Linked DNA regions of Homo sapiens: region 2 is linked to region 1. The links are chromatin loops, found by intact Hi-C in ENCODE. Cell type or tissue: B cell. All regions are shown on one strand. Each heading gives the region's core, and the rest is flanking DNA. Links, peaks and the distances in the headings are about the cores only.

Region 1 (11,188 bases), core at 1-8,000:
ATGGCTGGGGATGGTAACAGGATCCAGCTCATGGAGCAGCTGGGAGGATCAAACAAGAACACCGCCTAACACAATCCCATATACGTAATAGATAATCATCGTTGCTAATTACATGACATAAAATAATAATGCTCAGACTGAATTCCAAATCCCCACTGCTCACTTGGGGTTCTGGTTTTCAAAAAGATCAGTCCCAGCTGAGAAGTTTAGGGGACTGCAGCCTTCGCCTTTGTATTTAATGTATAGGGTGTCTGGGAGCACTACCAGCATGTCAGAGTCTTGAAATCTGGCCCGTGGAAGGAGCCCCAGGGAGGTGAAGCGAACAGCCAGTCTGTGGGCTGACTCCGGGTCCAGCAGCCCCTGCAGAGTCGGCATCAGGTGTTCAGCATAGAAACGCTCATCTCCCGTGGCCATCAGGTAGGAGGCGAAGAGAAGTCCTCCTCCCCCCAGGATGATCACAGCATCCTGGGCCCGCTTCTGCAAAAAAGAGCATATTAGGGGGGTCCCCCAGGCCAGGCTGCAGCACCCTTCCTGAGCCCTTCACACCCAGGTACACAGAGGGCATAACGGCAGGTCACATGAAACAGACGCCCTTAGCCTTCCGCTGACACTGGTCTCTACAGTCAGAGGCTGTATCTATACTTCTGCCTACACACCTTCTTCAGGCCCTAAAGGCTGTCCTGGGACTCCAGGCCAGAAATTTAAAGAGGGACAGTACTGTCCCCTAGGGTGATCGTGGTGGACACTGCTACTGGTTACAGTGACAGGGTAATGCTAATAGATGTGGTGGGCAGGAATCCATAAAGTCAGACATCCTTCTTGGCTTGAGACTATCTGACATGAACTGCCCCATTTCCTGTGTGACTTTTGAACATTCTGACATTTGTGTGGGTAAAAATTATCCGTTCATATTATCTAAGCCAAACTATATTTTACCACATAAACACAAACTGTCTTTCCTGACCTCCTGGTCTCAAGCAATCCTCCCCTCCTCAGCCTCCCCAAGTAACTGGGACCACAGGCACATGCCACCAAGCCCAGCCAATTTTTTGAAGAGATAGAGCCTCTTTATGTTGCCCAGGCTGGTCTTGAACCCTTAGGCTCAAGCAGTACTCCTGCTTTGGCCTCCCAAAGTGCTGGGATTACAGGCATGAGCCACCGTGCCCAGCCTCTACATGGTTTTCACATACAGTACAAATATCTTGTAAATTGAGGGACAACTGTACAGTTTCACATAGAACATTCCCAAGAATTGTTCACCATTTCAGAAAATCTCATCGGGAATGGTACAGTGCTTTCCTGGGGTGCCTGATATGTAACACACCTGTGTACCTGCATTTCTAAGTAGAGACTTAAACACAACTATCTCACTAGGGGAGTCATAGCAATATTTACATACTGAAATACATGTAATTTTATTATTAATATAAACTACTTTTACATTTTCTCCTTTATATTCCAGTTAGGGTATTAATTATGCTGGCTTTTAAAAATTGCACATAGCTGGACTTGGTGGCTCATGCTTGTAATCCCGGCACTTTGGGAGGCTGAAGTGGGAGGACTGCTTGAGCTCAGGCGCTTGAGACCAGCCTGGGGAACATAGTGAGACCCCGTCTCTACAAAATATAAAAAATTAGCCAGGCATGGTGGTGCGCCTGCGGTCTCAGCTACTTGGGAGGCAGAAGTGGGTGGATCCCTTGAGCCCAGGAGGTCCAGGCTGCAGTGAGCCGGGATGACACCACTGCACTCCACCTGGGCGACAGAGTCAGACTCTCTCAAAAATGTATACATACAAAGACATTATACATATATTCCATTTCAAGGTAACGGGGGTGTAAAATATAAAACAGAAGCTTCAGATCTTATTGGATCAAAAGTGGTTCACAATGCTTTTCTCTATCACTGCCACATGCTGAGTTATTCATTCATTAGTTCAGTCATTCATCAAATACTGATTGAGCAAAGATGACAAAACAGATCTTGCCCCTACCCTCATGGAGAGTGTGATCTTATGAAGCGACAGACAGAAATTAATGATCATGCAAATATGTAGTCATAGCAACTGTGATGAAGGATAAAAAGTATAAGGTAATGGAAGTATTCAACCTAATCTTAGAGGTAAGGAAAGGCTTCCTTAAGGAAATGACTTAAAGCTGATACTCAAGGGATAAACGAGTTGATGGGGGTCTCTCTGAACCTATTCTGGTTCAATTATTTAAAAAAATAGTTAACCAGAAGGCAGTACGGAGAGGAAAAAGTGTAAAGGCTCTCTCAGTAGCAGAAGAGAATGAAAAAGGGAGAAAGTTTGGAACAGAGGAGTGAGGGAAAGTAAGGCTTAAGACGAGGCAGGAGAAAGGAGCAGGAGTCTTGGCCAAAATAAAGATTTGGGTTTTGTTCCCTAAGCCAGGAAATGACATGATTAGATTTGCTTTTAAGGATCCTTCCAAACTGCTAAAGACATGTAGATCAAGTATTCATTGGCTGGGCGCGGTAGCCCACGCCTGTAATCCCACCACTTTGGGAGGCTGAGGCGGGAAGATCCCTTGAGGCCAATAGTTCTAGACCAGCCTGGGCAACACAGTGAGATCCCATCTCTCTCCATTTATTTATTTTAAAAAGAGACTCAGGCCGAGCGCGGTGGCTCACGCCAGTAATCCCAGCACTTTGGGAGGCTCACGAGGTGAGGAGTTCGAGACCAGCCTGACCAACATGGTGAAACTGCAGTCTCTACTAAAAATACCAAAATTAGCCAGTCGTGGTGGCGCGCGCCTGTAATCTCAGCTACGCAGGAGGCCGAGGCAGGAAAATCGGTTGAACCCGGGAGGCGGAGGTTGCAGTGAGCCAAGATCGCGCCACTGCACTCCAGCCTGGGCGACAGCCCAAGACTCCGTCTCAAATAAACATATAAAAAGAAAGTCAAGGTTATTCATTGCCTCCCTTGGAGACTGTACTCCCCCCCACCATGTCAATCAACAAATATCTGAACACCTATTTTTTTTTTTTTTTTTTTTTTTTTTGAGACGGAGTCTCGCTCTGTCGCCCAGGCCGGACTGCGGACTGCAGTGGCGCAATCTCGGCTCACTGCAAGCTCCGCTTCCCGGGTTCACGCCATTCTCCTGCCTCAGCCTCCCGAGTAGCTGGGACTACAGGCGCCCGCCACCGCGCCCGGCTAATTTTTTGTATTTTTAGTAGAGACGGGGTTTCACCTTGTTAGCCAGGATGGTCTCGATCTCCTGACCTCATGATCCACCCGCCTCGGCCTCCCAAAGTGCTGGGATTACAGGCGTGAGCCACCGCGCCCGGCCTCTGAACACCTATTACATACGGGGATACAGCTAAGAACTTTTCACAGAGACCCCCGCCCCTAACAAAACTTTACCTAAAAGGGTTGGGAGCATGTCCTACTCTAGTTTCATTCCCCGTTGGATCCGGCACACAACGCTAGGCGGTCATGTGTTCACTAAGCACCCCTGTGCCAGGCTCAAAAACATGGCCCAGGCGCAGACACTCAGATCAGCACCCACCCAGACCTGCAGGCGCTGTCTGCACACGCCTGACCGAGTCCACGTGCAAATGCACACGCACGAGCATTTGCAGGAGACCCCGGAAACACGCACACGTCCCAGGGGGGCCCACACTCCCGGAGCCGCCTTCGGTCCATGCCTCGCCCGGCCTGACTCTCCGTTCTCGCCCTCCCCGGTCCCTGGTCCCCCATCCACACTGCTCACTCGCGGGACTCACTTTCAGGTGTCTCCACGCCATGCTCCTTCCGTCATTAAGCCCGCCCCTGTCTCCCTTCCATTGGAGGAGATGGTGGCGGCCCCTCTTGTCTCCGCCCCTTAGCCGCCAACCCACCAGTCGCCGGGCAGAAGGGTTGAGAGGACGCCTCCGCGCAGCGGGGAAGGCCCGGCACCACCCCCAGGTTCTGGTTGGGTGCACGTGCGCAGTAGCGGCGGCCACGCCTCTTCCGCCCGCCCTCTCCCAGCCTGCCCGCTTGATCGCCGGCTGTTGGCGGAGATGAGATGCCGCTGCACGGTGTTTGTCCGTACTACCGCAGCCTCGAATCCAAGAGTCCGCGAGCATCAAAACACTGTGTTTCACACCAGAAATATTTGTACAGTTTTTATCACTTTAAAAAATAAATTTTACTGCTGTGTTGATATAAAGATGAATATGTTAATATATAAACTTTTTCAACTTAAAAGTTGATTTTTCTTAAGGTTTTTTAAGGAAATTAAAACATTTTCTTGAGGCCGGGCATGGTGGCTCACGCCTGTAGTCCCAGCACTTTGGGAGGCTGAGGCAGGCAGATCACTTGAGGTCAGGAGTTCGAGACCTGGTCAACACCCAAAACCCCGTGTCTACTAAAAAATAAAATAAAATACAAAAATTAGCCGGGCGTAGTGGCAGGCGCCTGTAATCCCAGGTACTCGGGAGGCTGAGGCAGGAGAATCGCTTGAACCCAGAAGGTGGAGGTTGCAGTGAGCCGAGATAGCACCACTGCACTCCAGCCTGGGCGACAAAGCAAGACTCTGTCTCAAAAACAAACAAAGAAAAATAACCAAAAAAAAAAAATTTCTTGAGATCCTAAAAGTGTCAGAGGCCCTTCCCTGGCCCTGCGCCTGTTGTGCCTCCTGGAGAAAGTGGCCCTGGTTATACCTTGGCATTGTGGTGCAACAGATGTGGAGGTATTTTTTTAAATACTGTTTCTAATCAAGACCCTGAGTGTGCAGGCCCGTTGGAGTGTGGTTTACTGCGGTGATTTTTTTTTTTTTTTTTTTTTTTTTTTGACAGAGTCTTGCTCTGTTGCCCAGGCTGCAGTGCAGTGGCGCGATCTCGGCTCACTACAAGCTCCGCCTCCCGGGTTCACGCCATTCTCCTGCGTCAGCCTCCCGAGTAGCTGGGACTACAGGCGCCCGCAACCATGCCCGGCTCATTGTTTTGTATTTTAGAGACGGGGTTTCACCGTGTTAGCCAGGATGGTACTGCGGTGATTTATGACGACCTAATGTGTCACTTTGTAGTCCTCTGAAGCAATCGTGCCCTCACGAAGAATTTTGAAATGTCTTACCTAATGATGTCCTGGCCGTTGGAGAATAGCCTCTGTAGACTTAGGTGTCAACAGCATTAATCAGATACTTATTGTTTGGAGGCTCTACACCCATCCGTGTCATTTTTGTCCAGTTGCAGTGTTCCCGCCATCAGCTGAAATAGCTGGGTTATTGTCGTAGCAGAAATTAGAGCAAAAGAAAGGTGTATGAAATATCTTGAGTCAAGCCATTTTTGAGCTTCATCAGTTGTATGAAGCTATCAAATTAGAACAAATTCACAGACCCAGCTGAGACTTAGAGACAGATTCTACTGCAATAATTTACATGCTAGGTGTTTCAGTCTACATGCAATAGAAATCATTGAAAACATTTATCAAGGTAAAAGTTATGCTTATCAACCTGTCTTCCCTTTACACTTTAATGGAATAAGTTAATTCAGCACACCTTAGTCAACATAAATCATTGCTCATCTGGGACAAAAAACTACTTACATGTTTATCCTCAGTTCTGAGCACTCTCTCACCAATTTTTTGGTCGTTTAAATTAAAACTTTTATTGATAGAGTGCTTGTGTCTTAGATAAAGCATGTATTGAAAGAATATATACAAGGACTTTACCCTTTATGAAAAGGATTGAAATGAAATTACAGCATTGTGTAAGATACCTGACTTGACTTTCAGAGATTTCATCAACATCAGGTTTCATTTAAAAATGCTTGAAACGGTCCCAGTCAGTCCAGAGGCTGCGGCTGTGGAGGTACCACCTGTGGAGAAACTGCAAAGATGCTGTCTGTGTGTGTCTCCGCGGCCGTAGCCCGTGACCTCACTCGGTGGGCAGGACTGGTCTCCAGAAATGCTTTGGGTTCATCTTTCATTGCTGCAAGGAACCTCCATGCCTCTAACACTCATCTTCAGAAGACTGGGACTGCTGAGATGTCCTCTATTCTTAAAGAGCATGTTCTTGGAGCTGATACCTCTGCTGACCTTGAAGAAACTGGGCATGTCTTAAGTATTGGTGATGGTATTGTCCATGTACATGGGCTGAGGAATGTTCCAAGCAGAAGAAATGGTAGAGTTTTCTTCAGGCTTAAAGGATATGTCCTTGAACTTCGAAACTGACAATGTTGGCATTGTAGTGTTTGAAAATAATAAAGTAAGGAAGGAGGTATAGTGAAGAGGACAGGAACCATTGTGGACGTTCCAGTCGGTGAGGAGCTGTTGGGTCGTGTAGTTGATGCCCTTGGTAATGCTATTGATGGAAAGGGTCCAATGGGTTCCAAGACCCATAAGTGAGTCGGTCTGAAAGCCCCCAGAATCATTCCTCGAACTTCAGTGTGGGAACCAATGCCGACTGGCATTAAGGCTGTGGATAGCTTGGTGCCAATTGGTCGTGGTCAGCATGAGCTCATTATTGGTGACCGAAGGACTGGGAAAACCTCAATTGCTATTGACACAATCATTAACCAGAAACATTTCAATGATAGATCTGAAGAAAAGAAGAAGCTGTACTGTATCTATGTTGCTATTGGTCGAAAGAGATCCACTGTTGCTCAGTTGGTGAAGAGACTTACAGATGCAGATGCCGTGAAGTACACCACTGTGGTGTCAGCTATGGCCTCAGATGCTGCCCTACTTCAGTACCTGGCTCCTTACTCTGACTGTTCCATGGGAGAGTATTTTAGAGACGATGGCAAATATACTTTGATCATCTATGACGACTTATCCAAACAGGCTGTCGCTTACTGTCAGATGTCTCTGTTGCTCCACCGACCCCCCTGGTCGTAAGGCCTGTCCTGGTGATGTGTTTTACCTATACTCCCGGTTGCTGGAGAGAGCAGCCAAAATGAATGATGCTTTTGGTGGTGGCTCCTTGACTGCTTTGCTAGTCATAGAAACACAGGCCGATGATGTGTCTGCTTACATTCCAACAAATGTCATTTCCATCACTGACAGACAGATCTTGGAAACAGAATTGTTCTACAAAGATATCCGCTCTGCCATTAACATTGGGTCTGTCTGTGTCTTGTGTTGGATCTGCTGCCCAAACCAGGACTATGAAGCAGGCGGCAGGTACCATGAAGCTGGAATTGGCTCAGGATCGTGAGGTTGCTGCTTTTGCCCAGTTTGGTTCTGACCTCAATGCTCCCACTCAACAACTATTGAGTCGCGGTGTGCGTCTAACTGAGTTGCTGAAGCAAGGACAGTATCCTCCCATGGTTACTGAACAACAAGTGGCTGTTATCTGTGCGGGTGTAAGGGGGTATCTTGATAAACTGGAGCCCAGCAAGATTACAAAGTTTGAGAATGCTTTCTTGTCTCATGTTGTCAGCCAGCGCTAAGCCCTGTTGGGCACTATCAGGGCTGATGGAAAGATCTCAGAAGACTCAGATGCAAAGCTGATGGAGTTGTAACAAATTTCTTGGCTGGATTTGAAGCTTAAACTCCTATGGATTCACATCAAATATCAGTTCAGTTTTGTCACTGTTTGTTCTAGTAAATTAGTTTCATTTGTAAAAGAGTTACTCTCATATTCCTTATGTACAAAAATCACATAAAAAAGTTTCCATAATGCATTAAAAAAAAAAAAAAGAGGAGAGTTCCGGGGACCAGGCAACCGCCACAGTTGAACGCTGCTGCTCCACGGTGGAGTCACCGCACCCCCGCCAGCATCATGGTGTTCTACTTCACCAGCAGCAGCGTTAATTCATCTGCCTGCGCTATTTACATGGGAAAGGATAAATATGAAATAGAGACAGGGTTTCACCATTTTGGCCAGAATGGTCTCAATCTCCTGACCTCGTGATCCGCCCACCTCAGCCTCCCAAAGTGCTGGGATTACAGGCATGAGCCACCGCGCCCGGCCCTTGAGTTTTATATCTCTCCTACTAACCCATAAATCATCATGAAGATCTGATGAAGCATGGCTGGCCTGAATATATCTGGTTTCGTGCGGACAGACTCTCTTTGGCTCATGTATACCTTCAATTGCATAAGGGAGAGAATATAGAGGACATTCCAAAGGAAGTGCTGACAGACTGCGCCCACCTTGTGAAGGCCAATAGCACTCAAGGCTGCAAGAACAACGTTAATGTGGTAAATACTCCACGGTCTAACCTGAAGAAAACAGCTGACGTGGATGTGAGGCAGATAGGCTTTCACAGGCAGAAGGATGTAAAAATTGTGACAATGGAGAAGAAAGTAAATGAGATCCTGAACCGATTAGAAAAAACCAAAGTGGAGCCGGGCACGATGGCTCATGTCTGTAATCCCAGCACTTTGGGAGGCTGAGGAGGGCGGATCACGAGGTCAGGAGATCGAGACCATCCTGGCTAACACGGTGAAACCCCGTCTCTACTAAAAATACAAAAAATTAGCCGGGCGTGGTGGCAGGCGCCTGTAGTCCCAGCTACTCGGGAGGCTGAGGCAGGAGAATGGCGTGAACCCGGGAGGCGGAGCTTGCAGTGAGCTGAGATTGCGCCACTGAACTCGAGCCTGGGCGACAAAGCAACAGTCTGTCTCAAAAAAAAAATAATAATAATCTTCATTTCTGTTAAGAAGAACATGTTGGTGGGTAATTATGCGAATGTTTCCCTGTCCCTGATTTCCCAATTAGAAAAAACAGCATATGAGTTTTGGAAAAGAGAGTTCCAGAAGATTGTTGGCTTCAGTATTCACGTTCCATCGTGTCGTCTGGGTCTGTTAGTGTAGTGACCCTCAGCGCAGCCTGTCCTGGCTTTTACGTCCTTGCTTCCTCTGAGCAGGGGCCTCCATCTTAGTATCATCATATTTAAAGAAATCAATGGTGTTCATCAAGGTGGGGCCTGTGGCAGTTGTTGCCTGGGCACCAAGTCACCCAAGTCACCTACACAACAACTTCTGGGCTCAGGAGTAATTTCTCAGCACTGAGGGTAAAATAGGAAGGAACGCTCTGTTGATCATTTGGGAGATGTAGGTTACCTGATTGGTGCCTTGGAATGCAGCATGAAGCAGAAGTCCATATTGCAATTATGATTTTAGAAGGAACTAAGCATTTCACCAGCCAGCCAAGTAATTATTTTCTTTACCTTGAAATCATATTTGAGTTGTAACCCCAGAGTTCAATTTCTCATTGTAAATTCAGTAACTTACTATGTAACATTACTTCTCACTTGAACCTCTCACTATCTGTTTTGATTCCGAGCAGAAGATGTCTTTTGATTGCAGTATGTAAGGTAACCCCTGTAGAAGGAGACCAAACAAGGAGAAAGAGAACAAAGCCTGCAGGACCAGAGGCATACAGATAGACATTTTACTCACACCCACAGCAGCAAGAATGACCTCCTGCAGCAGATACTCCACCTGTAATAGCACTTTGGAACTGTGGGCAAAACCAAAAGGCTAGTGTTTCCATTTATGTATGGGGTTGAACTGGAAAATTCCCTGAGGCATAATTCATTGGCCAAATTTTGAGAGGGTATAGAAGATGACTTTAGAGATGAGTGGTTTTGTGTATGTGTCTAATGATATTCAGCCTGACGTTCTGCAATTTTAAAAATTATAATAAAGTATCATTTTTTAATCTGGAAAAAAAGCTTGAAACATATGTGTGGATGTATCATGCATTTATTTATGTATGTATATGAAGATGTTTAGAAGTTGAGGCTCTGTGAACTTTGAAAACAAAAGCATCCCACATCCAGATGATTCCATTGTCACAAACTCTTGAAAGGGTGGACTACTCTGCTCAGAAACCTTCCAAATAAACTGCAAGCCCTTTATTCTGGCATTTGAAACTCTCCCATTTTCTGGTTACAGTTCCTACTACTGTTCCACCAAGTACCCCCTACATGTACACACACACACACACACACACACACACACACTCAAGTATTTCTTTCTCTTTATCAATACCTTCCACTTTCCCACCTCTGTGTATTTATTCACATCGACTCCTCTGTCGAGATGTCCATTTCATCTGTCTAAATATTGCCATCTTAATATGTTCATTCCAAAAGCTGGAAGTAATTTCTTCCTTATCTGAACCTTCCCAGCAGCACCTAAGCTGTCCCTCTGGGCTGGCACTTTTCACTGCCTATATTAATTACAATTATTATGCCTTTTCTTCCCTAATTGGACTTTATGAAAGGGAGGATCATACTGTATTTATCTTTCATTTGATTACTGCAGTGTTTTTGGTGTTTTTCTTTTGGGTTTTTTTTTATTGTTTTTTTTTTTTTTTGAGACAGGGTCTTGCTCTGTCCCCCAGGCTGGAGTGCAGTGGTGCAATCTCAGTTTACTGCAACCTCTGCCAACCTACTGCCAAGTGATCCTACTGCCTCAGCCTCCCGAGTAGCTGGGATTACAGGCACGCGCCACCATGCACGGCTAGTTTTTGTATTTTTAGTAGAGACGGGGTTTCATCATATTGGCCAGGCTGGTCTTGAGCTCCTGACCTCAAGTGATCCGCCCACCTCGGCCTCCCAAAGCACTGGGATTACAGGCGTGAGCCACTACGCCTGGCTGATTACTGCAGTGTTTTTCAAACAGGATGTATTCTTGCAGTCTGTGTTTTAGAGAATTTCATAATTTTGGTGACCACTTCTGTACTGATTTTTAGAGTAACATAAGCATCATTTGGACTATCTGGATAACCATCTTAACCCTGAAACCTACCAAGCAGTTCAGTGCCCACATTTGTTTGAGTTTATGATCACTTTTTGGCACCAAGAAAGAACGAGCTGTAATACACGTGATGGATATGCAACAGGTGGAGACCAAATGACCTGCTGTGTGAACAAAGGTTTTTTTTGTGTGTGTATGTGTGTGTGTGAGTCAAATAAAGAAACGTGGTATCAGAACTGAACCCTCCCCATATCATAAAATAGCATGCATGCCAGATTCAAAGGAACCTGTGTAGTCGTAGGCCAGAGCCCTGTTTATCTGCCATTTAGCTTGGCAAAACTTGGATCTCATTGATTTTCAGTTTTGTTTGTATTTAATTTGTATTCATTCTTCCATTTAATATTGTTTTGTTTTTATGACCGTGTAAGAGTTTTAAGATAAAGTTCATGGACCAGGGACGGTGGCTCACACCTGCAGTTTGGGAGGCCAAGGTGAGAGGATCGTTTGAGTCCAGGAGTTCAAGGCTGCACTGAGCTA
Region 2 (10,872 bases), core at 1,515-9,514, 1.5 Mb after region 1:
TCTTTTCAAATTGCTTAGCCTAGAAAGTATATGGATATATCATGAGAAAGAAAAAACAAATGTAGCAAAATATTAATAACGGATTAATCTAAAAGGCATGTGGGAATTCATTGTTCATTGTTTTTAAACTTTCTGTATGTTGGAATTTTCAAAATAAAAATGTTGGAAAAAAAAAAAAACCAAATAGAATAAAAGGCAACCTATCTCTAACAAATATGCCTGGTTTCTCCAAACTAGAAACATTCAGGAATTTCAAATTAATAATTGTCCACAGGTTCCTCTGAAATAGAAATTAGATTAGTTTTAATTCCCTTTCTAAGAGAATTTGTTTGGCTTTTACTAAAATATTTCACCAGCTTTATTAAAAACAACATTTACGTCCCTGCCCCAGGGTCACTGAATTTTTTTTTTAATTTACAAAAAAACTAAATTGGTAACAAACTAAGAGACTACACTGTAATCACAAAAATTAAACACAAATCTCTCTCTTCTTATATCAAAGATCTTACCCGCCTCCTGGGAATTGGACAGCGGATATCTGGCTGGTCACCAAAGTTCTTGTAAGTAATATAGTTTTCAGAGCAGATCAGTACTCCACTTGGACCATCTGACCCTCCTGGAACTGTGAGAGAAAATAAAACTTAGCAGTGACTTTGACTCAGACATGAATTTCTTCAGCTTTCAACTCCTCCTCTCTTTCAGCACAACTTGATGATGGTAATGTGCCTGATGCTAAGAAACATTTCATGTGTTTCTCCTCCCTTATGTTCATGGTAGATAAGGATGAAGCACAGTTTGTGTTTACATGGAAGGTTTGGTCTCAGCCTGGATAACGTATCCAAATGTTTACCTCCAAGCCCAAATGCAGTTCTCATCTTCAGACCCCATCTTCAGACCTATAATACATCAAATCACCTACTGGACATGGACCTTCCACCGGTATTTTTAAAATACAGTGTGTTCAGGCTGGGCATGGTGGCTCATGCCTGTAATCCCAGCACTTTGGGAGACCAAAGGCAGATCACCTGAGGTCAGGAGTTCGAGACCAGCCTGGCCAACACGGTGAAATCCCGTCTCTACTAAAACTACAAAAATTAGCCAGGCATGGTGGTGGGCGCCTGTAATCCCAGCTACTCGGGAGGCTGAGGCAGGAGAACTGCTTAAACCCAGGAGGTGGAGGTTGTAGTGAGCCAAGATCGTGCCACTGTGCTCTAGCCTGGGCAACAGTGCGAGATTCTGTCTCAAGAACGTAAATAAATAAAATAAAAATAAAATAAAGTAACAGCATGTTCATAAACAAACTCAAGTTCCTTCCCAACCCTGCTCCACCTCCTAGATTCTCCACCTTAGAGAATACTACCATCAACAGACCAAACCAGACACCTGAGTATAATCCTTCAATTCTCTCTCCTCCCAAAGCCCTATTGATTCTACCTCCTTAGCAGCTACCAGTATCTCTTAATGTCCTCATCAGTCTCCCCTCTTACAGTCTTAATATCCTCCATTTCATTAGCCAAAATGTAAGCAATTAATCTTTCTAAGGTTGTCAACCTATCAGATTATTTCCCTACTTAGAATCCTTCAGTAGCTTTCACCCCACCCCTACTCCTACCCCAGTCCCTTAATAATTAAATCATAATGAGCTTTTAATTATTTGAATGGACCATGTTATTTCTTGTATTTAGGCTTTTGTAAATGCTGTTCCCTTTGCCTACAACTGAAACTTCCTCTCCCACTCCAACTGCACCTAGCTAACTTCTAACTAGCCCTCAGATCTCAGCTTAGAGACTCCAGCAAGCTTTCTGTAACACATTCGTTTCCTTTCCCTGTTTAGGGAACCTCTTCTCTGTGCTGTCATGGCATTTGGCACAGTTTCTGGTAATTGTTTTGGTTATTTATCTGTATTCACCACCAGACTCAATCTTGCACAAAGGCGGCACCACGTCTAATTTTTCACCACTGAAGTCCCAAGATCCAGCAGACTGACTTAGCACATACTGACTGCAAAGGCTCAATAAAAATGTGTTGAAAGAATGAAAAAGCCCTTGTAAATGAAAGGTATGGTAATATGTTACAAGTAATGAGATGTGTGATCAAAAATTCATCTGCTTAACGTATTAACAAAGGTAAGTGCTGTCCTTTATTTTTATTCTCCAGTATCTTCCCCAAACAACATCTTATTTTAGACATCAGTTGAAGTGCAAATGATTCAAAATAGAACTAGATCAGTTTTCCCCAAGCCTGCTGAAATGCAGATGACCACAAATGTAGCTGTACTCATTTAGTCTTTTAATATAATCAATTAGTAACGTGTATTTTCCAATGGTGAACTGATTTCCAACCATGAAAATATTTTCCATTTTTTAGCTCCTCCAAAAACGTTACTTAGCTATGTGCATTTAAAACACTGAATCTGATTTGCTGGAATGTTAGCTTTTCCTATCTACAACCGTATGAACTAGCCTGCAAATTTTTTTTGTTACTGTCCATCCCTAGTTTTGATACTGTAGTCATACTAGACTCAGAGAGCGGCACAGTAGCATTTACTCTTTTTCTACTCTAGAGAAATCTGTTTTACTTTTTTTTTTAATATTTACTTTTTCATTGAGACAAGATCTCACCTTGTTTCCCAGGATGGTCTCAAACTCCTGAGATCAAGTGATGCTCCTGCCTCAGCCTCCTAAAGTGCTAGGGTTATAGGCGTGAGCCACCATGCCCAGCCGAGAAACTTGTTTTAAAACGGAATACATATATGTCCCTCAACAAGAAGATAAAAGCTTTCCTGAAAATCCTGGACCTCAATCTTTTGGGAGAGTGACTTTGGACTACTGCTTCAATTTCTCTAACGCTGGTCTATTGAAGTTCTTAATTTATTTTTGGATCAATCTGGTAATCGTCTTCAAAAATATTTCTATTTTGTTTAAGTTTTCAAATTCACAAGTTCCATCTTGTGGGGTCTGTCCATTTTGTTTGGCTTTTGAAAGAGTTAGGTTTGAATGAGAGGCAAAGACTGACTACAGCCAAACTGTCACAGCAACTAACAGTAATCAATATTCCAAGCTGACTGCTCCCTTCAACTTCTCTTCCCTGCCCTCAGTAGAATATGAGTTATTAAGGAGCTAGGCAGTCTTTATCCCCAACACTTTTTAAAATCACTCCACCACATGAACTTCTAACCTGTCCAAAAGATAAGGTATTCAGGTTCACAACAAATGGATTAATTCCCAAACCCTTTAAGTAAAACCTATTAGGTTTGGGCATAAAATGAACCAAGTAAAAGGGTACAAAGCAGCTCTGAAAGAAAAGTACCTGTAATAAGGAAGTTGCCGTGTTCCTCCAAAGGTTCACTGTATTTTCGGACCACATGATTTAAACCAAGGTCTAGCTCATAGAAAGTAAGTGTCTGCTGGGTATTAGCTGCTGCTTCCCCTGTTGGATCATTGTCTGCTTCCTACAGAGAATAGTGGCATAAAAACTAATCATCAGCATAAAATCGAAGATCTGGAAAGGACATCAGGACTCCAATTTACAAATGAGGAAACAGAAGTCCACAAATGTCTTCTTTTTTTTTTGGAGAGACAGGTTCTCACTATGTCACCCAGGCTGCAGTGCACAGAGGTATGATCTTTTTTTTTTTTTGAGACGGAGTTTTGCTCGTTGCCCAGGCTGGAGTGCAATGGCACGATCTCAGCTCACCACAACCTCCACCTCCCAGGTTCAAGTGATTCTCCTGCCTCAGCCTCCCGAGTTGCTGGGATTACAAGCATGTGCCACCACGCCTGGCTAATTTTGTATTTTTAGTAGAGATGGGGTTTCTCCATGTTGGTCAGGCTGGTCTCGAACTCCTGACCTCAGGTGATCTGCCCGCCTCGGCCTCCCAAACTTGGATTACAGGCGTGAGCCACTGTACACGACTGCAGTGGTACAATCTTATCTCACTGCAGCCTAGAATTCCTGGGCCTCAGGCTCCCAAGCAGCTAGGACTATAGGCACATGCCACCACACCTGGCTGACGCCAAATAGTTTGACAAAGTTTATGCTATAAGATAATGGCAGAGCTAGAACGAGAACTGCAATCTCCAAATTCTGGATCCAGGGAGCTCTCTACTAGAGGATACTGCCTTCCGTTAAAGGAAAACAATAGTATGTTCTGTGAAAAAATACCTTAAACATAGCTTCAAGTTTTTCATGAAGCTTTTCCCAATAAATATCTTGTTTCCATAGGGAGATTACTTAAATCAGAGAAAGACTATTAAATAGTTGCTTAACCTCTGAAGCATCCCAAAGAATTTCAGTAAGGCATTTGGAATATGAAGATCTGCTAGCAGGACAGAATTAAGATATGCATAAGGGGCTGGGCCTGGGTGAGGTGGCTCAGGCCTTATAATCCCAGCACTCTGGAAGGCTGAGGTGGGCCAATCACCTGGGGTCAGAAGACCAGCCTGGCCAACATAGTGAAACCCCATCTCTACTAAAAATACAAAAATTAGCTGGGCGTTGTGGCAGCACCTGTAGTCCCAGCTACTCAGGAGGCTGAGGCAGAGGTTGCAGCGAGCTGAGATTGTGCCACTGCACCCCAGCCTGGGCAACAGAGCAAGACTGTCTCAAAAAAAAGAAAAAAAGGTATGCACAAGGAAGAAAACGATCTTTTCGTTTTTTTTTGAGATGGAGTCTCACTCTGTCGCCCAGGCTGGAGTGCAGTGGCGAGATCTCGGCTCACTGCAAGCTCCACCTCCCGGGTTCACGCCATTCTCCTGCCTCAGCTTCCCGAGTAGCTGGACCACAGGCGCCCGCCACGATGCCCGGCTATTTTCTTTTTGTATTTTTAGTAGAGATGGGGTTTCACTGTGTTAGCCAGAATGGTCTCGATCTCCTGACCTCATGATCCGCCAGCCTTGCCTCCCAAAGTGCTGGGATTACAGGCGTGAGCCACCACGCCCGGCCGGAAAACAATCTTAAAAAAAAACACTGAGGTGACTGAAAGAAACGCAAAGAGACAGGGTCCCCATTACCTCATAATCCATTTCCAGACAAGCAAACATTGGATTTTCAAATCCGACATCTACTCCAACTACATGATACACTAAAGTGTTTGCTTTGTGGGCTTCCAGGGGAGATGAAATGGTAAGTCGGGCTGCAGCATCTCTGTTCAAAATATACACCAATTTCTGTTTCTCAATGGCACCTGTAGTTGAAGGAGATAAAACATACAAGATTCCCAGATAATGAGAAGAGAGACTTATAGAACAGCTAGAGTCACATCATGCTTTTCTTTTAATCATTATTAACAGCAGTAACTCTACAAGTATAAAAACTCAGGATTCTGTTTTCTATCATCAGAATAGCACTTTGGGAGGCTGAGGTGGGTGGATCACCTGAGGTCAGGAGTTCAAGACCAGCCTGACTAACACAGTAAAACCTTGTCTCTACTAAATACAAAAAATTAGCTAGGTGTGGTGGTGCATGCCTCTAATCCCAGCTACTTGGGAGGCTGGGGCAGGAGAATTGCTTGAACCTGAGACGCAAAGGTTGCAGTGAGCTGAGATCGCACCACTGCACTCCAGCCTGGGCAACAAGTGCGAAACTCTGCCTCATTTGAAAAAAAAAAAAAAAAAGAATAGACAATAGTGGAGCTGGGCACAGTGGCTCAAGTCTGTAATCCCAGCACTTTGGGAGGCCAAGACAGAAGGAAGGATTGCTTGAGCCCAGGAATTCAAGACCATCCTGGGCAGCATTGTGAGATCCCCATCTCTCTCTTATTTATTTATTTATTTATTTATTTATTTATTTATTTATTTATTTTTGAGATGCAGTCTCACTCTGTCGTCCGGGCTGGAGTGCAGTAGCGCTATCTCGGCTCACTGCAACCTTTGCCTCCCGGGTTCAAGCGATTCTCCTGCCCCAAGTAGCTGGGATTACAGGCACCCACCACCACACCCAGCTAATTTTTTGTATTTTTGGTAGAGACTGGGTTTCACCATGTTGGCCAGGCTGGTCTCAAACTCCTGACCTCAAGTGATCCTCCCACCTTGGCCTCCCAAAGTGCTGGGATTACAGGTGTGAGCCACCGCACCTGGCTGAGACCCCATCTCTTTTAAAGATAAATAGCCACCGTGCCCGGCTGAGACCCCCATCTCTTAAAAATAAATAAATAAATTTTTTTAAAGACAATGGCATCATTGTGGCCCCCTTCTTCCTAATACAGGTCTTAAATATCCCACTAACTAGTCAAAATTTTTTAATGAGTCCTACATTTAAGGATACTGAAAAACAGTAATTCATAAAATTATCATTAGCCTTATTCTCTGAAATAGATCTAACGATTTATGACTGCCCTCTAGAGGCCTGATCAGACACACAAAAATTTTCTTCAAGAATTTATCAGAGAAGAGACATGAATGTGAATCATCACTTCAGGCTGATGAAAGCAACGATATTCACTGTCTAATAACATAAGATCATTTCATTGTAGTCTTTTTGCCAAAGAAAAAGAAATTGAAAAACACCCATTTCCAACTAGATGGGAAGTAGAAAGGTGTGTTAAGATTTTTCCCATTGTTTTAAAAGAAAATGCAACTCTTTTAAAAAGGAAATGCAACTTTAAACCTAGAGTAAATCCAAACATGATGCCAAACCCACATAAGTAATTAATTGGCACTGGCACACCACCAAGAGCACAGCATTGTTATCCTAAACTAGGCATATACAGCAAGTAGAGTAAATCACTTACTAATCATAACGGCTCGCCCTTTGGGATCCACAGCTAAGAACTGGCCAGGAACGATGCGACGGCATCCACTCTTGCCAAAGGTTTCTTGGTGAATCTTCTCAAACATATTCTTAGATGGCTGGTATTCCAAAATAACAATTCGACCAGAGTCACTGCCAACTACAATGTAGTCTTTGGTGCCACCTGTCAGCCTAAAGGCCATGAGTGACCGGATAACACCGAATACTTCCACAGTGAGTAGGGTATGTACTTTGCCAGTGTTGGGGTCTGGGCGAAGCAGCTCCAAGATCTTCCCACGGGAAACAACAATTTCTTGTTGTTTGGTTCCTAGATCACCAAAAAATAAAGATCATAAACAACCAGAACCCAGCCTGGCCACCATGGTGAAACCCCGTCTCTACTAAAAATACAAAAATTAGCCAGGCGTGGTGGCACATGCCTGTAATCCCAGCTACTCGGGAGGCTAAGGCAGGAGAATCGCTTGAACCCAGGAGGTAGAGGTTGCTGTGAGCCAAGACTGTGCCACTGCACTCCGGCCTGGGCAACAGAGCAAAACTCCGTCTCAAAAAAAAATTAGTCAGGTGTGATGGCCTGTGCCTCTAGTCCCAGCTACGTGGGAGGACAGTTTGAACCCAGGAGTTCAGAGAATGTAGTGGGTTATAATCCTGCCATTGCACTCCATCCTGGGAAACGCAGCAAGATATCGTCTCTAAAAAAAAAAAAAAAAAAAAAAAAGGCCACGCACAGTGGCTCACACCTGTTATCCCAGCACTTTGGGAGGCTGAGGCAGGCAGATCACTTGAGGTCAGGAGTTTGAAACCAGCCTGGCCAACATGGTGGGATCCCATCTCTACTAAAAATACAAAAATTAGCCAGGTGTGGTGGCACGTGCCTATAATCCCAGCTACTCCAGAGGCTGACACAGGAGAATCGCTTGAACCTGGGAGACGGAGTTTGCAGTGAGCCGAGGTCGCACTACTGTACTCCAGCCTGGGCAACACAGCAAGACTACGTCTCAAAAAAAAAAAAAAAAAAAAGAAAACTTCTCCATCATTTTAGATAAAAAGGAAGACTGAATTGGAAAAGGAATTTGAAAGATAAAATTAGTATTAAAAATGTGCTTTCAGCAGGGCACAGTAGCTCATGCCTGTAATCCCAGCACTTTGGGAGGCTAAGGTGGGTGGATCACGAGGTCAGGAATTCGAGATCAGCCTGGCCAATATGGTGAAACCTCATCTCTACTAAAAATATGAAAAATTAGCCGGGCATGGTGGTGCACGCATGTAATCCCAGCTACTCAGGAGGCTGAGGCAGGAGAATCGCTTGAACCCAGGAGGCGGAGGTGGCAGTGAGCCAAGATCACACCACTGCGCTCCAGCCTGGGTGACAGAGCAGGACTCTGTTTCAAGGAAAAAACAAAAACAAAAACAAAACAAACAAAAAACAAAAACAAAACAAACAAAAAACAAAAACGTGCTTTCAAAAATTCTATCCAAACTCCAGCTGAGATTCATTGCATTACATAGTGAAGTCAGTCACAAATCTCCAAATTCCCATATACGTATTTCCTTAATCAAATGCAGCAAAGAATAACTAAATTACCCAAATGAAGACTCAAACCCGCAGGAAGAGCCATAATGAGGATCAGAGAAAATAACAACATGAAATATGAATGCTGTGTGGTCAGTTAGGCTGCCTCTCAGTACCACATTAAGTATTCAGTACCACATTAAGTATTCAGAGTTAAACCTCAACAAAATTATGTCTTACTCTACACAATCATGAACCTCCTGCATTACTTGGATTGACTCAAAAATGTTAAATCTGCAAATGGCAAGAAAAAGTTTTTATTTTATAAACATTAGTACCTCACTTTCAGTAACTTTGTATTTCCTAATCCAATATTTGAAATTTCACACAATTCAAACCTAGCCTTAATCCATCTTTACAAAAATATTCCCCACATGGTAAACGTAAGCAAATTATCTGTTTCTATGCAGACAGCACTCCCTACCTAAACTGCATTTTCCCTTTTCTCTCATACAAAAGTTCTATCTCTTCAAGCACCAAACCAAGGTCCAACCTTCCCTTTATTTAAATTACTCTCTGATAACCAGACAAACACCTTCAGACATTCTTTTTACCCAACCTGATGTCAAATTCAAGATCAAAGATCAGGTCTTACACATCTCAGTATGTCTTACAGCAATAGGCACACGACTTGGCACTAGGTAAGCAGCCAAGAAAAGTGTGCCCTGACAAGAATCATTACACAATTTGTGAACTAGGAAATGCATCTGAAATAGGTAACAGATAATGCACCAGAACTTAACACCTCATCTCATAATTTGAATTGTTTACATTTACCAACAACTGTTTTGTCATAAATGGAAAACATTTCCTGCACAAGAGACTAAGCAAGATATGTATTAATTCACTTAAAATTTCAAAAGATGGTAACGAGAGAACTTACCAGAAAAGTTTCCATGAATGGCAAAGCTGATGCCAGTGGCTCTCTGCAAGGTTAAGTTGTACAGAAACATGGCTGCAGGAAACCTGAGCCACCCAGACCTCCAGGCCTTGGTTACACCAACAGTACGGAGTCCAAGAAAGCTAAGAAAACAGAAAACAGAAAAATAGCTGGGAGACTATTACTTCAACAGACATTTCTGTATGGGAAATTCTGGATGAAGACAGCAGAACCAGCAGAGCAAGCCCTATTAAGAAACAACATATGTGACCGGGCGTGGTGGCTCACGAGGTCAGGAGTTCGAGACCAGCTTGGGCAACACAGTGAAACCCCGTCTCTACTAAAAATACAAAAATTAGCTGGGCATGGTGCTGTGCGCCTGTAGTCCCAGCTACTCGGGAGGCTGAGGCAGGAGAATCGCTTGAACCTGGGAGGCGGAGGTTGTGGTGAGCCAACATCATGCCACTGCACTCCAGGCTGGGCGACAGAATGAGACCTCATCTCAAAAAAAAAAATAAATAAATAAAAAGCACGGGACCTTGAGAAATCCAAGGTCATTAGTATAGAATTAACATACATATTTGATTTTATTGTTAAACGAGAAGAGAGAATTATGAGTAAACGTCCTCATAAATAACTTTCTGGGCTGAGCAAAAGCAGGGTGGCAAGATCAATGCTCCAGGCTAGAAATGGGTCCTGAGAGATATAAAATTTTCTACTTGAGACTAAGGTATATCTTTTTTTTTTCCTTTTTTTTTTTTTTTTTTTTTTTGAGGCGTCTCAATCTGTCGCCCAGGCTGGAGTGCAGTGGCGCCATCTTGGCTTACTGCAAGCTCCGCCTCCTGGGTTCACACCATTCTCCTGCCTCAGGCTCCCGAGTAGCTGGGACAACAGGCGCCCGCCACCACACCCGGCTAATTTTTTGTATTTTTAGTGGGGTTTCACCATGTTAGCCAGGATGGTCTCGATCTCCTGACTTCGTGATCCGCCCGCCTCCGCCTCCCAAAGTGCTAGGATTACAGGCGTTGAGCCACCGCGCCCAGCCCATAGACTAAGGTATATGTTTAACGTTCTAGGACCACAGTAAAACATGAACGAAAAGGACCGATGTTGAAAGACCAGGGAGTGGAGAAACAACAAAAAAAGCAAAAGAGAGGAAGCTAGGAGCTGCTTCTGAATCCCTGAACAGCTCCCCGCAAGTTACTTTTCATATTTTGTAGCTGATCAAAACAGTCTACTTTCCCCTTTCCTTATAACTGATACAATCCATTACAAACCTTTGGAATTCATTTTTTCCCAAATCTAGTTGGATTCAGGTTCTCCAGCGACACCTTAACTTTGGATCGTGGAGGAAGGTGCATTTCGGAGGATCAGTCCAGTACTAGAAAAACTATATACGAGGCCAGGCGCAGTGGTGGCTCACGCCTGTAATCCCAGCACTTTGGGAGGCCGAGGCAAATGGGTCACTTGAGGTCAGGAATTGAGACCAGCCTGGCCAACACAGTGAAAACCCCTCTACTAAAAATGCAAAAACTAGCCGGGCGCGGTGGCACACGCCTTTAATCTCAGCTACTCGGGAAGCTGAGGCGTGAGAATAGCTAGAACCAAGGAGGAGGAGGCTGCAGTAAGCCGAGATCAAGCCGCTGCGCTCCAGCCTGGGCGACAGCGAGAC

The links. Hi-C counts contacts between places; a loop is a spot of excess contacts. Peaks named below come from ENCODE experiments on the same cell type or tissue, not always from the same donor. Only the 100,000 strongest peaks of a DNase experiment are listed, where the experiment ranks them.
Region 2: a loop joins it to region 1, with 10 times the contacts of the local background. A loop is called at or near these places in 3 of 110 quality-filtered maps.

The regions. Positions count from the first base shown.
Region 1 is chr16:72,001,339-72,012,526 of GRCh38, reverse strand. DHODH (dihydroorotate dehydrogenase (quinone)) reads right to left here and starts at 3,783. Exons shown (of 9, transcript NM_001361.5): 1 at 3,742-3,783; 2 at 265-477. The coding sequence starts at 3,762. It also overlaps the pseudogene ATP5F1AP3. RefSeq lists silencers at 3,789-3,988, 3,932-4,031. In B cell, for the core only: no CTCF peak of the experiment used is centred there; a DNase peak (open chromatin) is centred at 3,846; H3K4me3 peaks cover 1,368 bases; H3K27ac peaks cover 1,333 bases.
Region 2 is chr16:70,525,058-70,535,929 of GRCh38, reverse strand. SF3B3 (splicing factor 3b subunit 3) reads right to left here. Exons shown (of 26, transcript NM_012426.5): 2 at 9,204-9,343; 3 at 6,731-7,057; 4 at 5,013-5,185; 5 at 3,310-3,451; 6 at 510-622. The coding sequence starts at 9,273. SNORD111B (small nucleolar RNA, C/D box 111B) reads right to left here and starts at 6,431; the gene lies at 6,331-6,431. RefSeq lists an enhancer at 10,833-10,872. In B cell, for the core only: CTCF peaks have their summits at 6,156 and 6,355 (motif pointing left); a DNase peak (open chromatin) is centred at 6,359; H3K27ac peaks cover 933 bases.